2 separate regions of the Homo sapiens genome follow, and region 2 is linked to region 1. Evidence: read pairs that join two places in POLR2A ChIA-PET (ENCODE). Cell type or tissue: K562. All regions are shown on one strand.

Evidence for each region. ChIA-PET counts read pairs that join two places held together with the same protein. Peaks named below come from ENCODE experiments on the same cell type or tissue, not always from the same donor. Only the 100,000 strongest peaks of a DNase experiment are listed, where the experiment ranks them.
Region 2: POLR2A ChIA-PET joins it to region 1 with 6 read pairs; 5 of 35 experiments call an interaction of 5 or more read pairs at or near these places.

The regions. Positions count from the first base shown.
Region 1 is chr1:28,262,654-28,270,653 of GRCh38, forward strand. SESN2 (sestrin 2) reads left to right here. Exons shown (of 10, transcript NM_031459.5): 2 at 6,530-6,595. Among named protein-coding and RNA genes, the nearest start is that of SESN2, 7.1 kb to the left of the region's middle. In K562, no CTCF peak of the experiment used is centred here; a DNase peak (open chromatin) is centred at 4,498; H3K4me3 peaks cover 842 bases.
Region 2 is chr1:28,062,817-28,070,816 of GRCh38, forward strand. The region is part of intron 1 of EYA3 (EYA transcriptional coactivator and phosphatase 3); the gene reads right to left. Among named protein-coding and RNA genes, the nearest start is that of EYA3, 22 kb to the right of the region's middle. In K562, no CTCF peak of the experiment used is centred here; a DNase peak (open chromatin) is centred at 3,285.

The DNA of each region.
Region 1 (8,000 bases):
CGCGGTGGCTCGCACCTGTAATCCAAGCACTTTGGGAGGCCGAGGTAGGTGGATCACAAGGTCAGGAGATTGAGACCATTCTGGCTAATACGGTGAAACCCCGTCTCTACTAAAAATACAAAAAATTAACCCTGCGTGGTGGCACACGCCTGTACTCCCAGCTACTCCGGAGGCTGAGGTAGGAGAATTGCTTGAACCTGGGAGGCAGAGGTTGCAGTGAGCCGAGATCGCTTCACTGTACTCCAGCCTGGGTGACAGAGTGAGACTCCGTCTCAAAAAAAACAAAACAAAACAAACTTTCTCAGACATCATTTCTTCTTCAGGGAAGCCCTTCCTCCCCCACTAGATAAGTCCCCTTGCACACCCTCCTCCATTCCCTCCATTGTAGGAGCTTTGGTCCCAATTATGTGAAATAGTCCCTTGCTGGAGATACCCTGCAAGTCTCATCCCCAGCACTGCTCTTTGCACCTAATAAGTGTTCGTGACTAGTTGCCCCTTGCTGGCTTAGCTGACCCTTGTGAACTATTCCAGCCGTGGAGTCAGATCTGAATTGTGCCCATTTGGAAGAGGACCTTTCTGAGCCTCTCTGACCTGTTTCCGAAGAAGGGATTATAAGAACTGTTTCCCTCTGGGTGGTTGGGAGGAATTGGCACAATCAGATGTGTAAAGCACTTAGCGTGGTTCCCAGCTCATGATGGGCAGACAAGTGTATGGCACCACTCACTCACACCCCCTCCACCCTGCCCACTCCAAGGCTGGAGGTCCTGGGCTGCTTGGGCTGTATTTCCGTATCGTCTTCTCAGGCATAAACCCAGGAAAATATCTGAATTCAGCTGGGGGTGAGGGAAGGAGAAATAGTGTCTGTTCCTTCCCAGCTGGCAGAGTGGGTAACCAGGTGTCTGTAGCTGAGACCAGGGACTTACAGGCTCTATAAAGGATAATATAGGGTAACCGAGAATAAAGTCTGGGGCTTCTCCAAGAAGCCGATATGGGTAGTAGACAGAACCCTTGGAAGCCAGACTGAGCTGGGTTCAACTCTCCAAGGCTGGGGCTGCTTCCCAAAGCTGTTATTATGAAGTGGAATGGACCTTAGAAGCCAGGCAGCCGTGGGTTCAGATCTCAGATTGGCTACTTGTCAGCTGGTGCCTAACCTTTGAACCCTTAGTCTTGTGTGCAAAATAGAGACTCTGCCGCCGCCCCAAAACAGATGAAAATTAGATGGAACCTGTGTGCAAGTACCTGAGCTAATTTAAAAGTTAACATATAGTAAGTGCTTAAATTAGGATCCATGCCAGGCATGGTGGCTCATGCCTGTAATCCCAGCACTTTGGGAGGCTGAAGTGGGAAGATCGCTTGAGCCCAGGAGTTTGAGACCAGCCTTGGCAACACAGTGAGACCTCATCTCTATTTAAAAAAAAAAAAAAAAAAGGCCAGGCACGGTGGCTCAAACGCCCATAATCCCAGCATATTGGGAGGCCAAGGTGAGCAGGTTATGTCTCTACTAAAAATACAAAAATTAGCCGGGCTTGGTGGCGCATGCCTATACTCCCAGCTACTTAGGAGGCTGAGGCAGGAGAATTGCCTGAACTCAGGAGGCGGAGGTTGCAGTGAGCCAAGATCACGCAACTGCACTCCAGCCTGGGTGACAGAGCGAGACTCCATCTCAAAGAAAAAAAGAAAAAAAAAGAAAAAATTAGGAGCCAGGCACAGGTCTGGGGCCATTATCCTCTTTTTACAGTTTGTGTGAAGACCTTCATGTTGAATGACCACCTAAAGGGTTAACTTTAGTGTTCCTGTTGCCCCATGTGATCTGTTTAGTTGAAATTATAAAAATACCCAACACTGGTTCTCCCTCTGTCCCACACTAGCTGTTATTTTGGACAGGTGACCTGACCCCTCTGTGTTGCACTTTTCTTGTTCTGTTACGTGGAACTGGAATCATGCCTTTATCAGGTCTACTGAACCTGTACCATCCAATATGGTAACCCCTCACTACATGTGGCTATTTAAATTTAGATAAATTAAAATTAAATAAAATGAAAATTTTTTGTTGCATTTGTCACATTTCAAATGCTCAGCCACAGTGACTAGAGACTCACATTTCTTGGACAGTACAGATATAAAACATTCCATCATCGCAGAAAATTCTGTTGGACTGTGCTATGCTAGGCACTGGGGTAACAACAAAGAACTAGATTCAGTGTGTGCCCCCAAGTGTGACAGGTGCTGTGACTGGAGCTTCTCATTCTTGGTGAGTCCCAGATGCAGCAGCCTGGAGACTATTGAGACCTTGAGAAGTTTAGAGAATGGGGAATCATTTCTGCACTTGCAGAAACCTGGGTTGTATCCCAGCCCTGCTACTGCCTTCCTGCCTGAGTAGCCAGAAGTGAGTTGACCTCTCTGAGCCTTGTTCCTCATCTGTAAAATGGAAGCCCTAGTAGTAGCTTCTGCCCTAAAGTCCAGGTAGTGCATGTGAAATTAATGCTTAGCCAGTGGTAACCAGCCTTGTTATGCACCATTGTTATTACTGACTCCCCAGTCCAGGGAATTGGGCAGGGAGGGCTGACTTGGAGGGGTCATTTCTTGGCAGTGGTATGCTGCCCTGCCTGCTTCCTCTGTCAGGATCGGGGAAGCATTCAGGGTATTGGAGCCATGGATTCAAATCTACTTGGTTTTGCCTTCAGGGCTTTATACTCGCGTTCCCTCTGGCTGGAATGCTGGTCCCCCTAGTTTTTGGGGTGTGTGTTTGTTTGTTTTGAGACGGAGTTTCACTCTTGTTGCCCAGGCTGGAGTGCAATGGTGCGATCTCAGCTCACCACAACCTCCACCTCCTGGGTTCAAGCAATTCTCCTGCCTCAGCCCCCCGAGTAGCTGGGACTACAGGCATGCACCACCATGCCTGGCTAATTTTTTGTATTTTTAGTAGAGACGGGGTTTCTCCATGTTGGTCAGGCTGGTCTCGAACTCCCAACCTCTGGTGATCCGCCTGCCTCGGCCTCTCAAAGTGCTGGGATTTCAGGCGTGAGCCACTGCGCCCGGCCTGTTTGTTTTTTAAGAGAGGGTGTCCTGCTGTGTTGTCCAGACTGTTCTCAAATTCCTAGCCTCAGGTGATCCTCCACCACCAAGCCTTCCAAAGTACCGGGGTTACAGGTGTGAACCACCCCACTTAGGCCCCCTAGATCTTTACAGGCCTTGCTGTCTTCTCATCATTTAGATAACAGCTCAAAGACCACCTCCTCAATGGCTTCTCCTGTCTACTTACACTAAAATATTGCACACTCTCCCTCCCCATCATACAGTTACTGTTTATTTCACTCACTTTATAGAATCTGTGCTTTGAAATCCTGTTTATCAGATTCTGAATTATATGAAGGCCAAGGGCTTTGTCTTTTCACTGCTGTATTCTTGCTGCTTGCAATATAGCCATCAAAAATATTTGTTGAGTGAACAAATTAATTCTGTTTCCACCTAGAAAGCACTTAGCATAGTGCCTTATACTTGAGAAAGTGATCAATAAATGGTGTAAACAATGGTCCTCACCCTGGCTGTTATGCTGGGGCCCCACCCCAGATAACTAAATTAGAATTGCGGGAGGTGGGACCTTGGCATTGTTATTTTTGTAAAGCTTCTCAAAGGATTCTAATGTACCGCTTGGGTTGAGAAGCCCTTGTTTGATACAGCAAGGAGGTTAATGATACCTGACTTTTTATTAAGTGCTTATTGTTATGGAGGTATTGAGGTAAGCTACACAGTGTTATCTCATGAAATCCTCATCACTGGCCAGTGGAAGTAGTTACTGCTATCCCCATTATTTGGTAAAGAAACTGAGGCTCATAAAGCTAAGGGATAGCAGGTGGTGGAGCTGTCATTTGAGCTCATGCAATTTGTGTCAAGAGCCCCATCTTTTTTTTTTTTTTTTTTTTTGAGACAGGGTCTTGCCCTGTTGCTCAGGCTGGAATGCCGTGGTGCGATCATAGCTTGCTGTAACCTCAAACTCCTGGGCTCAGGCAGTCCTCCTGCCTCAGCCTCCTGAGTAGCTGGGACTACAGGTTGTGTGCTACCATGCCCAGCTAATTTACTGTTTGTGGAGACAGGGGTCTCACTGTGTTGCCCAGGCTGGTCTCGAATTCCTGGCCTCAAGCGATCCTCTTGCCTCAGTGTCCCAACGTGCTGGGATGAGCTGCTGCGCCAGCCAAGGGCCCCTATCTTTTAACTGCATTGTATATTGTTGTTGTTGTTGTTATTGCTGAAAGTGTTGATGGATCCAGACCGATGACTTAGAGCTCCTTCTTTTGACAATTCCTGGGTCAGATTTTGGAGTGAGTTGGGATTCCCAAGGCTATTCCTATCCTTCCCTAGCACCCCTGATGGGCCGTCTCTGCCTCCCCCAGTTTTGCTCCACCCTACCCTGCTGTGGCTTGCTATTCTGTCCTCAGGTCCCCTGAGGTGGAGGCCCAGTTTGTGGAGTCAGCAATCCTTATCTCCTATACAGAGCTGTTGGGCTTTTTCTTTGGTGAGGGGGAGGGAAGCTCCAAAGGGGAGTGCTCAGGGATTGTGTTGGTTACTACGCTGAACTTGGACCAGCCTGGCCCGGAAGTTCCCAGAAGTGTGGGCTGAAGGGGGCCTGCACGGTCAGCTCAACTCCCTTTTTGAAGGTAGCTGGGCTACTTTACCTACCAGTTTAGTAGGTAAAGAGAGTTTAGGCCTTTAACTTTCCCAGAGCCACATAGCAAGTTAGTTGCAGAATTGGTACCTATTCCAGAGACTTTGTAGTCTTCTGGAGTCCCAGAGCTCTGCCTCCTCAGTGGGCTTTTGGCCATCTGAGAAGGAAGGTTCAATTATAGTTTTTGGTTCCCGGATACCTGAGGGCTGGTACTAAGTCTGGATCTTAATGGGAAGGGGAGAACTGGGCGCCTCCTATCCCTGTCCAGTGAGAGCATGGCTCTGATTTGGGTAAACTGTAAACAAGACCAGTGCTGAGAGCCACCTCCACTCTCAGATTAACAAAATAAATTAATAAGTAGAGCATCCTTCCTGAACCCCATCTCTAGGACTAGGAGAAGCAGATGTAGTGAGTACCTGATATTAGTGGTTTCTAAAGAGGCTGCAGCATATAACAGGTCAAAACAGTTGCTCCCATCAGCCTTGTACACCCTGCTCAGATTCCCTCCGTGCCTTTCTGCTTTCTCTGTCTTCATTCACAGACTAGTATGAATGACCTGGCGCTGCTCTCCACTAAATGTGATCTGGTGTCAGGGAAACAAAACAGACAATTTGATGACAGTGTTTTTAGAAGCAAAAGCCCTGGGAATTTTGGGGTCATAGGTGAGGGCCAGAAAAAGGTTCCTAGACTATTGTGGTTTAGCTTTGCAAAAGGAGTGACCACTGGGACTGGGCCAGTTGTATCTGGAAGCCCATGGGAGGGGGAGGTAGGGTTTTAAGCCAGTTGATCGGATTTATATTCAGAAAGTTAATGTGGCTACTGGGTAGAGGATGGATAGGAGAGGCCAGGGCTAAGGAGGCCGGGGGACAACTGGCGAGGTTGTGAGTAGTGGTCCAGACAAGAGGGGGTGGTAGTTAATGAGGTGGTGGTGGTGGGAGGACAGATAAGCAGCCAGGCATGGTGACTCCCATCTGTAATCCCAGTGCTTTGGGAGGCCAAGGCAGGAGGATCCATTGAGCCCAGCAGTTTGAGGCTATAGTGAGCTATGACTGCACCACTAAAGAAGAGGCCAGGCGTGGTGGCTCATTCCAGTAATCCCAGCACTTTGGGAGGCTGAGGTGGGCGGATCACCTGAGGTTGGGGATTCGAGACCAGCCTGGCCAACATGGAGAAACCCAGTTTCTACTAAAAATATAAAATTAGGTGAGCGTGGTTGTGCATGCCTGTAATCCCAGCTACTCGGGAGGCTGAGGCAGGAGAATCGCTTGAACCCAGGAGGCAGAGGTTGCAATGAGCTGAGATCGCACCATTGCACTCCAGCCTGGGCAACAAGAGCGATACTCCGTCTCAAAAAAAAAAAGAAGCAAAAGAAGGAAGGAGAAGGAAGGAAGGAAGGAAGAAGGAGGAGGAGGAGGAAGAAAGGAAGGAAGGAAGGAACGAACGAACATGTGAGAGAAATTGAAGCTGCTTCTGAAGCATCTGGGGTACTTGGTTACCTGGCTTCAGGGTGCAAACTGTGGTGTGTTCTTGTATAAGTTCTCTGGGACCACTAAGAAGGTGGCCTCCTGGAGATGTGCAGCATGATGGCTATATAGTTCCTTTTCCAGGACCCTCCCATCCCGCAATGCTGGGATTCTTGGGTCCCAACCCAGTTCCTGAAGAACTCAGCCTGGAGTGAGCCCTCTTTCTTGATTACCCTTCCAAACATGTGTATATCTCCCATCTGGCTCCACCATCCAAAGTATGCTAGAAAGGTGGGTTTAACACTTCAGTGTAGCCCCTTGGATAGGAGGAAGAGGCTGGATAGGTAATAATCCTCTTTATTCTCCCTTCTACTACGGACTAACCTCATATGTTTCCTCCCAGGAGCAGAGGGAGAGCCGGGCTCGGCGAGGCCCTCGAGGGCCCAGCGCCTTCATCCCCGTGGAGGAGGTAAGCTTGGAAGGGGTTAGGGATCTTTGGTCCCTGGGAAGAAAGGACATGGCATATTGGTAGGCAGGCATCTTTTCCTGTTCTTTAAATTGCAGCTTTTAAGCTATTCCTTTCTGATTTCTGATTCATTTAATTCACAAAACGGCTTTGTGAAGCAGGCACTGTCAACTCCATTTTACTGGGAAGAAACAGGCTCAAAGAAATCAAGTGCTAATAGCCAGGTAGTGGCCAAACTTTTTTTTTTTTTCATGCTCAAACTTTTGATTCCTAGATCAGTGCCTGCTTTCCCTTAAGAAGATAGAACTATCTATCTCATCCATGACCATACATATATTACACGCTCTTTTCTGTTTTAAAAGTAATATATGTTTATTATTTTAAAAATTTCCATTGTTTCAGAAAGCTCTGATCTCCTGTATCCTCCTGCACCCTGCAGAGATCATCACTGTTAACCATTTGCCACTGTTTACTGTGCTTTTTTCAAGCCAATACTTACTTTCAGTACAGAACCAAGGTCATAGTTTACAACGTGTTTTTTTGTTTTGTTTTTCACTTAATACAAGAAAGACATCTTTCATCTACTGAGTCAGTTCATTCATTCATTTACTTAACATATCTATTAAATGATTAATCTATGTCAGGCACTGTTCTGGTTGCTTGGGATATAGTAGTGAACAAGACAGACAAAAATATTTGCCATTATGGAGCTTACATTCTAGTGTGTTGGGATAGTGGAGTTACCTTCAAAACATGCAGAAAAATGTAAAACTAGTTTCCTCATTTTATTTGGCCATCAGTGAACAAGGACAAATTTTTTGTTTTGCCGGCCGCAGTGGCTCACGCCTGTAATCCCAACACTTTGGGAGGCCGAGGCGGGCGGATCACGAGGTCAGGAGATCGAGACCATCCTGGCTAACACGGTGAAGCACCGTCTCTACTAAAAATACAAAAAATTAGCCAGGCGTGGTGGCGGGCGCCTGTAATCCCAGCTACTCTGGAGGCTGAGGCAGGAGAATGGCATGAACCCGGGAGGCGGAGCTTGCAGTGAGCCGAGATCGCGCCACTGCACTCCAGCTTGCGTGACAGAGTGAGACTCCGTCTCAAAAAAAAAAAAAAAAATTTGTTTCCTCTCTTTGCTTTTCCTAAATGTGTAGGGCGAGTGGTTAAGGAGCTAACAAACATTTACCCTCCTTCTAAACCCCTTGTTCCTCTACTCCTTTGTAAATATAAGGCGAACAACCACTTGCCGATTATTTATGTCTGTGACCCAGAATTCTAAGCTCAAGTATTGCTCTTGTCTTTTATTTTTTCATTTATAAGTGACCACCTTTTTTTTTTTTGAAACGAAGTTTTGTTCTTGTTGCCCAGGCTGGAGTGCAATGGCACGATCTTGGCTCACCGCAAC
Region 2 (8,000 bases), 200 kb before region 1:
ATGGTCAAACTCTGTCTCTCTTAAAAATACAAAAAATTAATCTGGCGTGGTGGCACGCGCCTGTAATTCCTGCTACTCAGGAGGCTGAGGGAGGAAAACTGCTTAAACTCAGAAGGCGGAGGTTGCAGTGAGCCGAGATTGCACCACTGCACTCCAGGCTGGGCGACAGGAAACTGACTAACGCTCCATCTCAAAAAAAAAAAAAAAAAGCACAGAATAAAGGTCAAATTGTTTTCCATGAAAACAAGGCATATATCACTCTTAATTACAACTTCAAAAGAAGTGTCTAAGTAAGGCAAAGTCTGATTTATAGGTCCTAGAAAGAGAATTTGCATGCAGCTAAGTATGTACAGAGATATTCAGGAGTTAACTGGATATCTATGACACAGTCCCACATAGAAAAAAGGTAGTCCATAGATTTGCTCACTGACTACATTGTATTTTAAGTTTATTTACTACACTTTCCAAAGTGCCTTATATATATATATATTTTTTTTTATTTTTAATTTTTTTTGGGGGGGGAAATAACTAAAACCTTTTTTTTTTTTTTTTTTTTTGGAGACAGCATCTTGCTCTGTCACCCAGGCTGGAGCACAGCGGCGTAATCTCGGCTCACCGCAACTTCCACCTCCCCAGTTTAAGCAATTCTCATGCCTCAGCCTCCCAGGTAGCTGGGATTACAGGTGTGCGCCACCACACCTGGTTAATTTTTGTAGCGATGGGGTTTTGCCATGTTGGCCAGGATGGTCCCAGACTCCTGGCCTCAAGTGATCCACCAGCCTCGGCCTCTCAAAGTGCTGGGATTACAGGTGTGAGCCACCACATCCGGCCTAAAACCTTTATTAGATATGATTTTCCAATAATAATAATGTGCAAATTTGAATTATGAATTCAAAGAGCAGTGAAGTCTGAAATTTTAAAAGGTAGAATAGGTATTAGGGAACAAAAGGTAAAGGAAGATGAGAACGTTTAATACTATTCATTATCTCCTCTGTACACAATGTTGCATATACACAACTATTTCATTTTTATCTTATTGATTTAACAATAGTGAAATCACCTTAAGCAACCTACGGTATATAGTTGGTGTCCAACTTTGGGGGGGAAGGTAGAAACATACATGATTAACATTTTTCACCCACACATTTTAGACAATTTTTTTTTTTTGGCCAAGATTTTAGCAGCAAATTCATAAATATAAGAAGTACTTTCACTCATTCAATGTTAAAACAGAAAGCCAAATAGTGTCAACAGTAGTGGCTTAATTATTGGTATACAAGAAAAACAAAACACCAATAGGTTTTCTTAATTATGCACTTTAAATATTAATATGTGCATTTATTTTTAGTTATACATTTTTCACGTTTTAGACAATAGCCTTTAATAGTTTCAAATCCATTGAGACGTTGCTTTCAATTTCAAATAATGTGTGCATACACGTATATAAAAAACAACCCAGTGTATGACTCATGTGACAGATGTTTAAGATTAACAAATGCTTATTTTTCAACATGCAGTTAGGTAGAGAGGGAAGCAAGCCATCCTCTCTCTCTCTCTCTCTCTATATATATATATATAAATATATAGAGCCTGCGAGACAGCGAGACTCTGCCTCAAAAAAAAAAAAAGAAGTGAACAAAGGTTTACTCCAATACCTACAAATTTCTTAATGAAAATTAGACAAAATTAATAATGAATATTTTGGGAGAAAGGAGAACAACAGAGGCCATTTAAGGAAAACCTGTCTACACCATTCTTTAAAACCAATAATAGTGGGAAAGATAAGAGAACTATCATTTACTGAGCATATATAATACACAAAGTTTTTAGTTTTTATTTTTTTTATTTTTTTAAGACATGAGGGTCTTATTATGTTGCCCAAGCTGGTCTCAAACTCCTGGGCTCAAGCAATCCTCCCACCTCAGCCTCCCAAGCAGCTGGGACTACAGGCATGTGCCACTGCATCCAGCTCCAAGTAATTTTTATATTCACTATCTCATCAAATTTTGTCTCCACAACTAAGACGCAGGTGGTATTATCATCCTCATGCTACAAACAAGGAAACTGGGATTCAGAGATTTAAACAATTTGTCCAAGAGTAACAGCAATAATGTTGCAGGTTGAAGTGAAAATACCTTAAATAAAGAGACTAGATAATAGTGATGATGACTGCAGATCATTGTAAATGTACTTAATTCCACTGAATTGTATACAGTAGTCTCCCCTTCCAAGGGGGGGATACACTGCAAGACCCCCAGTTGACCCCTGAACCCACAGATGGTACCCATATAGACTGTCTTTTTTCCTATACATATATACCTATGATAAATTTTAACTCAGCAGTTTTCACACACTGTGTGGCCAAAACCTGGAGTTTGAGGTGTGACAGAAAAACTAGCATGAATTTCTTTTCCTTCTTCAAAAGTTCATGGACAGAAGATTAGTTCTTACCATAGATTTTTTTTCTTTCTTTTTGAGATGGAGTCTCTCCCTGTCACCAGGCTGGAGTGCAGTGGTGAGATCTCAGCTCACTGCAACCTCCGCCTCCTGGGTTCAAGCGATTCCCCTGCCTCAGCCTCCTGAGTAGCTGGGACTACAGATGCGTGCCACCACGCCCAGCTAATTTTTGTATTTTTAGTAGAGACGGGGTTTCAGCATGTTGACCAGGATAGTCTGGATCATGATCCGCCCGCCTCGGCCTCCCAAAGTGCTGGGATTACAGGTGTGAGCCACAACACCCAGCCCTACCGTAGATCTTAACAATCTCAGCATATGATTTTTTTTCTTTCCTTATTTAGTGGAGAACTTTTACCTTTTCACTTAATGCACTTCTCTTTGGTGTATCTGTATTGCCAGCAACACTACTCTTGCTCTTCAGGGCCATTAAGTAAAATAAGAGTTACTCAGGCTGGGTGCAGTGGCTCATGCCTGTAATCCCAGCACTCTGGGAGGCCGAGGCGGGCGGATCATGAGGTCAGGAGTTCAAGGCCAGCCTGGCGAACATGGTGAAACCCCATCTCTACTAAAAATACAAAAATTAGCTGGGCATGGTGGCGCATGCCTGTAATCCCAGATACTCAAGAGGCTGAGGCAGGAGAACTGCTTGAACCAGGACCCGGGAGGCGGAGGTTGCAGTGAGCTGAGATCACGCCATTGCACTCCAGCCTGGGCAAGAGTGAAACTCTGTCTCAAAAAAAAAAAACAAAAAAGAGTTACTCGAACACACAAGTACTGCAGATACCTCAACAAATGATCTGATAACCAAGACGGCTCCTAAGTGAGTAACAGGCGGGAAGTGTCTACAACATGAATATGTTGGATAAAGGGATGATTCATGACCCAGGCAGGAAAGAGCAAAATGGAGAGAGACTTCATCACACTACTCAGATCAGTGCACAATTTTAAACTGATGAATTATTTGCCTGTGAAATTTTCCATTTAATATTTTCAGACCAAGGTTGATAGAAGGTAACTAAAACCGCCAAAAGCAAAACTACAGATGGTGGGGGTACTACCTTACTTAAAAATGGTTAAAACAGTTAATTTTATCTTACGTATATTTTACAATAAAAAATACAAAAAAAACCCTAAGAGATTAGAAATGCCAAAAAAAGATCAAATCTATAAAGTATTTAAAATATGAAATAAATGGAGAAAAAATCAGTATTTAGAAAACATTGTCAGAAAAACTGAATACCAACATGCAAAAAATATCCACATCAACATATGCTGTAAGTAATTATAAATATATTAAAAAACTAAACATTCAAAAAACTTTGGAGAAAACAGAACAGTAAGCTTATCTCACTATGGAAAAGAGATGAATTTATGGTCAATTCAAAGAAAGCATAAACAAGAATTTGACAAATCCAATTATGTAAAATAAACTTTCATGCAATGAAAAAAACAAATCTAAGATTAAAATATTATAAATTCAGGCAATATCTGCAAGAATTATGATAAATAAAACAATGTTTATAATATAAACCAAACCAATTCAACATTTCCCGATCATCTATTATTAGGGAGCAAACAATGACTAACTCATAAACCTGTCAAAGGATAAAAACAGGCAGTTTAAACCACAGAGATTCAATCGGCACTTGAGAAAAAAGACTGTCTCACTACTAATTGGAGAAATATAAATTGCAATATTCTTAAGATACGACTTCATACATATTAAGCTACCAAAAAAAATCTAAACAATAAAACCAAGTGTTATCTGGGTTATGAGAAGATAAAGACATATTCAGTCAGGCACAGCTGTAAAATCATATGTGTCTTCAGACTGTTCCTGGATAAAGTATAAAAGAGGTCATAAGATTGGCCACAGCCTAATCTGAATAATTTTTCTTAGGTGCTCACCCAAGAATTACATACAGGGGGGAAAGAAGCAAACTCTACTTTTAAAAATAGTATAAGTTTGTTGTCTACAGAAACGAAAAATGAGAAACAAACAACATGTGAACAATAAGTTTAACTACACTGTAACTGTAAACTATTTCAATACAAGCTTATTTAAAAGGTGAATACATGTTTTTATGTTAGTTTAATAATAGCTTACATATAATTTGATAAGAATCAAAAGCAGATACAAAGCTTACATTTAAAAGTATAGTAAAATGTTTAAATACATATTTTTAAATGCTTATATAAAAAATGTTCAAGACATTAAGCTAAAATTAGACACAAATTCTTCATTCTTGCCCCCAACTTTTTCCATTAGAAAAAAAATTTCAGTTTTGAGGGAAAAGCATTTCAAATCACAGTGATCTTGCCTTACCTAAAAAATCTTACCCTGTTTGTGACAACAGTATAGGCAGAAAGATTCATTTGATTTTCTGGCTGTGTCATCTCTTTCCTAAGAAGTTATTTAGACACTGTACACAAACTCAGGGTTGGTTCATTTTACAGCTCTAAGCAAAAGCAACGAACTTCCAATAGTTAAAGAATTTGCTATTGGAAGAGACTTCACATTTGGTTTCACTCTATTGGACAGACACGATTCTCTCTTGGAAATGCAAGAAAATATATAACAAAAGATGCTACAAAGGATAGAGTATCACAGATCATTAAATGTAATCCTTATTTTAAAGTTGAGGAAATTAAACAAAAGAGAAGGCACTGCCTCATGAACCTGTAAGCAGCAGAAACAGTGGTGGAATCCAAAACTCTGAACTCCCTTGTCTGAAGTTTTTTGTCCTCTTTATGTGGAATTGAGCATAAAACCCTCCCTTTTAAAATTACATTCCTTTATGCCTGTAATCCCAGCACTTTGGGAGGCTGAGGCAGGTGGATCACCTGAGGTCAGGAGTTCGAGACCAGCCTGGCCTACATGGTGAAACTCCGTCTCTACTAAAAATAAAAAAAATTAGCGTGGTGGTAGGCACCTGTAATCCCAGCTACTTGGGAGGCTGAGGCAGGAGAATCGCTTGAACCCGGGAGGTGGAGATTGCAGTGAGCCAAGATCGCACCACCGCACTCCAGCCTGGGCAACAAGAGTTAAGACTCCCATCTCAAAAAAAAAAAAAAAATTACATTCCTAATATTATTACCTTAGGCTACTTATTCCTTTTCTTTCATTACATCTCTATCCTATGTTACATTACTTTGATCTTATGATATAACATCATGTTCTTAACGTTTTTAAATATTTTAAATTTAAACTCAAAATTTCTTTTTCAATGTATGGATTGGCACTTTAAGGACCTCCTAAAAATCCAAAAATAACATTCCTTTTTTTTTTTTCTTTAGAGGAATAAAGAGCTTAGTTGAACAAAGAGCTACTTCTGAATCTGGCAGCCCTCAGAATCAGAAAAGATTCAGACTCAGAGAGCTCCCTGACATTCTTTTTATGCTACGTATTAACTCCCTGTACAGGCTAGCAAAAAAACCCACAAAAACAAATTGATTTCTCTTTATAACCGTAAGTCCTTAATTTAAAATGTACAGACTTTGATTTACTGGGTTTTTTTGTTTGTTTGTTTTTTGATTTTTTGAGACAGGGTGGAGTACAGTGTCACAATCTCACCTAGCCTGGAGTACAGTGGCACAATCCTGGGTCACTGCAACCTCCGCCTCCTGGGTTCAAGCGATTCTCATGCCTCAGCCTCTGAAGTAGCTGGGACTACAGGTGTCCACCACCATGCCTGGCTAATTTTTGTATTTTTAGTAGAAACAGGGTTTCACCATGTTGGCCAGGCTGGTCTCGAACTCCTGGTCTCAAGTGATCCGCCCGCCTTGGCCTCCCAAAGTGGGATTACAGGCTTAAGCCACAGTGCCCAGCCTGACTTACTGTTAATTAAACAGGTAATTTTATTTATTTATTTATTTATTTTTGAAACAGAGCAGTGACACAATCTCAGCTCACTGCAACCTCCACCTCCTGGGTTCAAGCAATTCTCCTGCCTCAGCCTCCCAAGTAGCTGGGACTACAGGCACATGCCACCACACTCGGCTAATTTTTCGTATTTTAGTAGAGACAGTCTCACCATGTTGCCCAGGCTGGCCTCAAACTCCTGAGCTCAAGTGATCTACCCACCTCGGCCTCCCAAACTGCTGGGATTACAGTCATGAGCCACCATGGCCGGCCAAAACAAGTAATTTTAACTGGGGCTGGGGTCAAAGTGGGAAGGGGCGGCTGAGGTAGGAGGATCCCTTGAGCCCAGGAGTAATCTGGTAATCTGGTATGTTGACCAGCCTGGACAACACAGCAAGAGACCCAATCTATTTAAAAAAAAAAAAAAAAGAGAGAGAAGAAGAAGAAAAAAAAAGAGGGTGGGAGGGAAAGGAGAAAGGGAGGGAAGAGGAGAAGGAAGGAAGGGAAAGAGGGGGTAGAAGAGGAAGAGAGGAGGGGGGAAATCCCCTTTCCCAAACACATATACACACAGTTATCATGAAATAGATTTCTAGCCAAAGATGGGTCCATAGCCTAATACCCAGATCCTGTGAATGTTCACTTATTTGGAAAAACAGTCTTTGCATATGTTATTAAGGATTTTGAGATGAGATTATACATAGGCCCTAAACGCCATCACAAATATCCTTATAAGAGAAAAGCAGACATTTAACACACATACAGAGAAGACGGCAATGTGAAAATGGAAGAAGAGACTGGAGGGTTACGGTCAAGGAATGTCAGCAGCCACCAGAAGCTGGGAGAGGCAAGGGATGATTGCCCCTAAAGCCTCTGGAGCAAGTTCAGTCCTGCCAACACCCTGATTTCAGACTTCTGGCCTCCAGAAGTGAAAGAATAAATTTCTGTTGTTTTAAGCCTCAAAGTCTGTTTGGGGTAATTTGTTATGGCAGCCACAAGAAACTAATACAAATAGCAAAGTTTATGTTTTTTGTTTGCTTGGTTTTGCTATTACCTCTCTGTTTGGGCTTGTTGACCATCTCCTGACCACTGAATGAAACAGACAAACTGAAAACGAAAGTGGGAAATGAAGAAATCTAAGTAAGGGGCCGGGTGCGGTGGCTCACACCTGTAATCCCAGCACTTCGGGAGGCCAAAGCAGGTGATCACCTGAGGTCAGGAAATCGAGACCAGCCTGGCCAACATGGTGAAACCCCCCGTCTCTACTAAAAATACAAAAATTAGCCAGGCGTGGTGGTGGGCACCTGTAATTCCAGCTACTCCGGAGGCTGAGGCAGAAGAATCACTTGAACCCAGGAGGCAGAGGTTGCAGCAAGCCGAGATCATGCCACTGCACTCTAGCCTGGGCTACAGAGTGAGACTCCGTCTCAAAAAAAAGAGAAAGAAATGTAAATAAGATAAGAGAACACAACTGTACATACAGCTGAAAAAAAAATGCTTCCAGACATTAAAAATAATAAACATAAAACACTTAAAAACTTTCCAAATAATTGTCAAGTTTGCCTCTCTAATGAAAGTGTTACATAATTCCAAAGTTAGCATTCTCCTGCTGTCACTCTGGGATAAACTTTAAATTTATATAGTGGAAGAAATACCCAGGTAACAATAACACTGACAGTCCCAG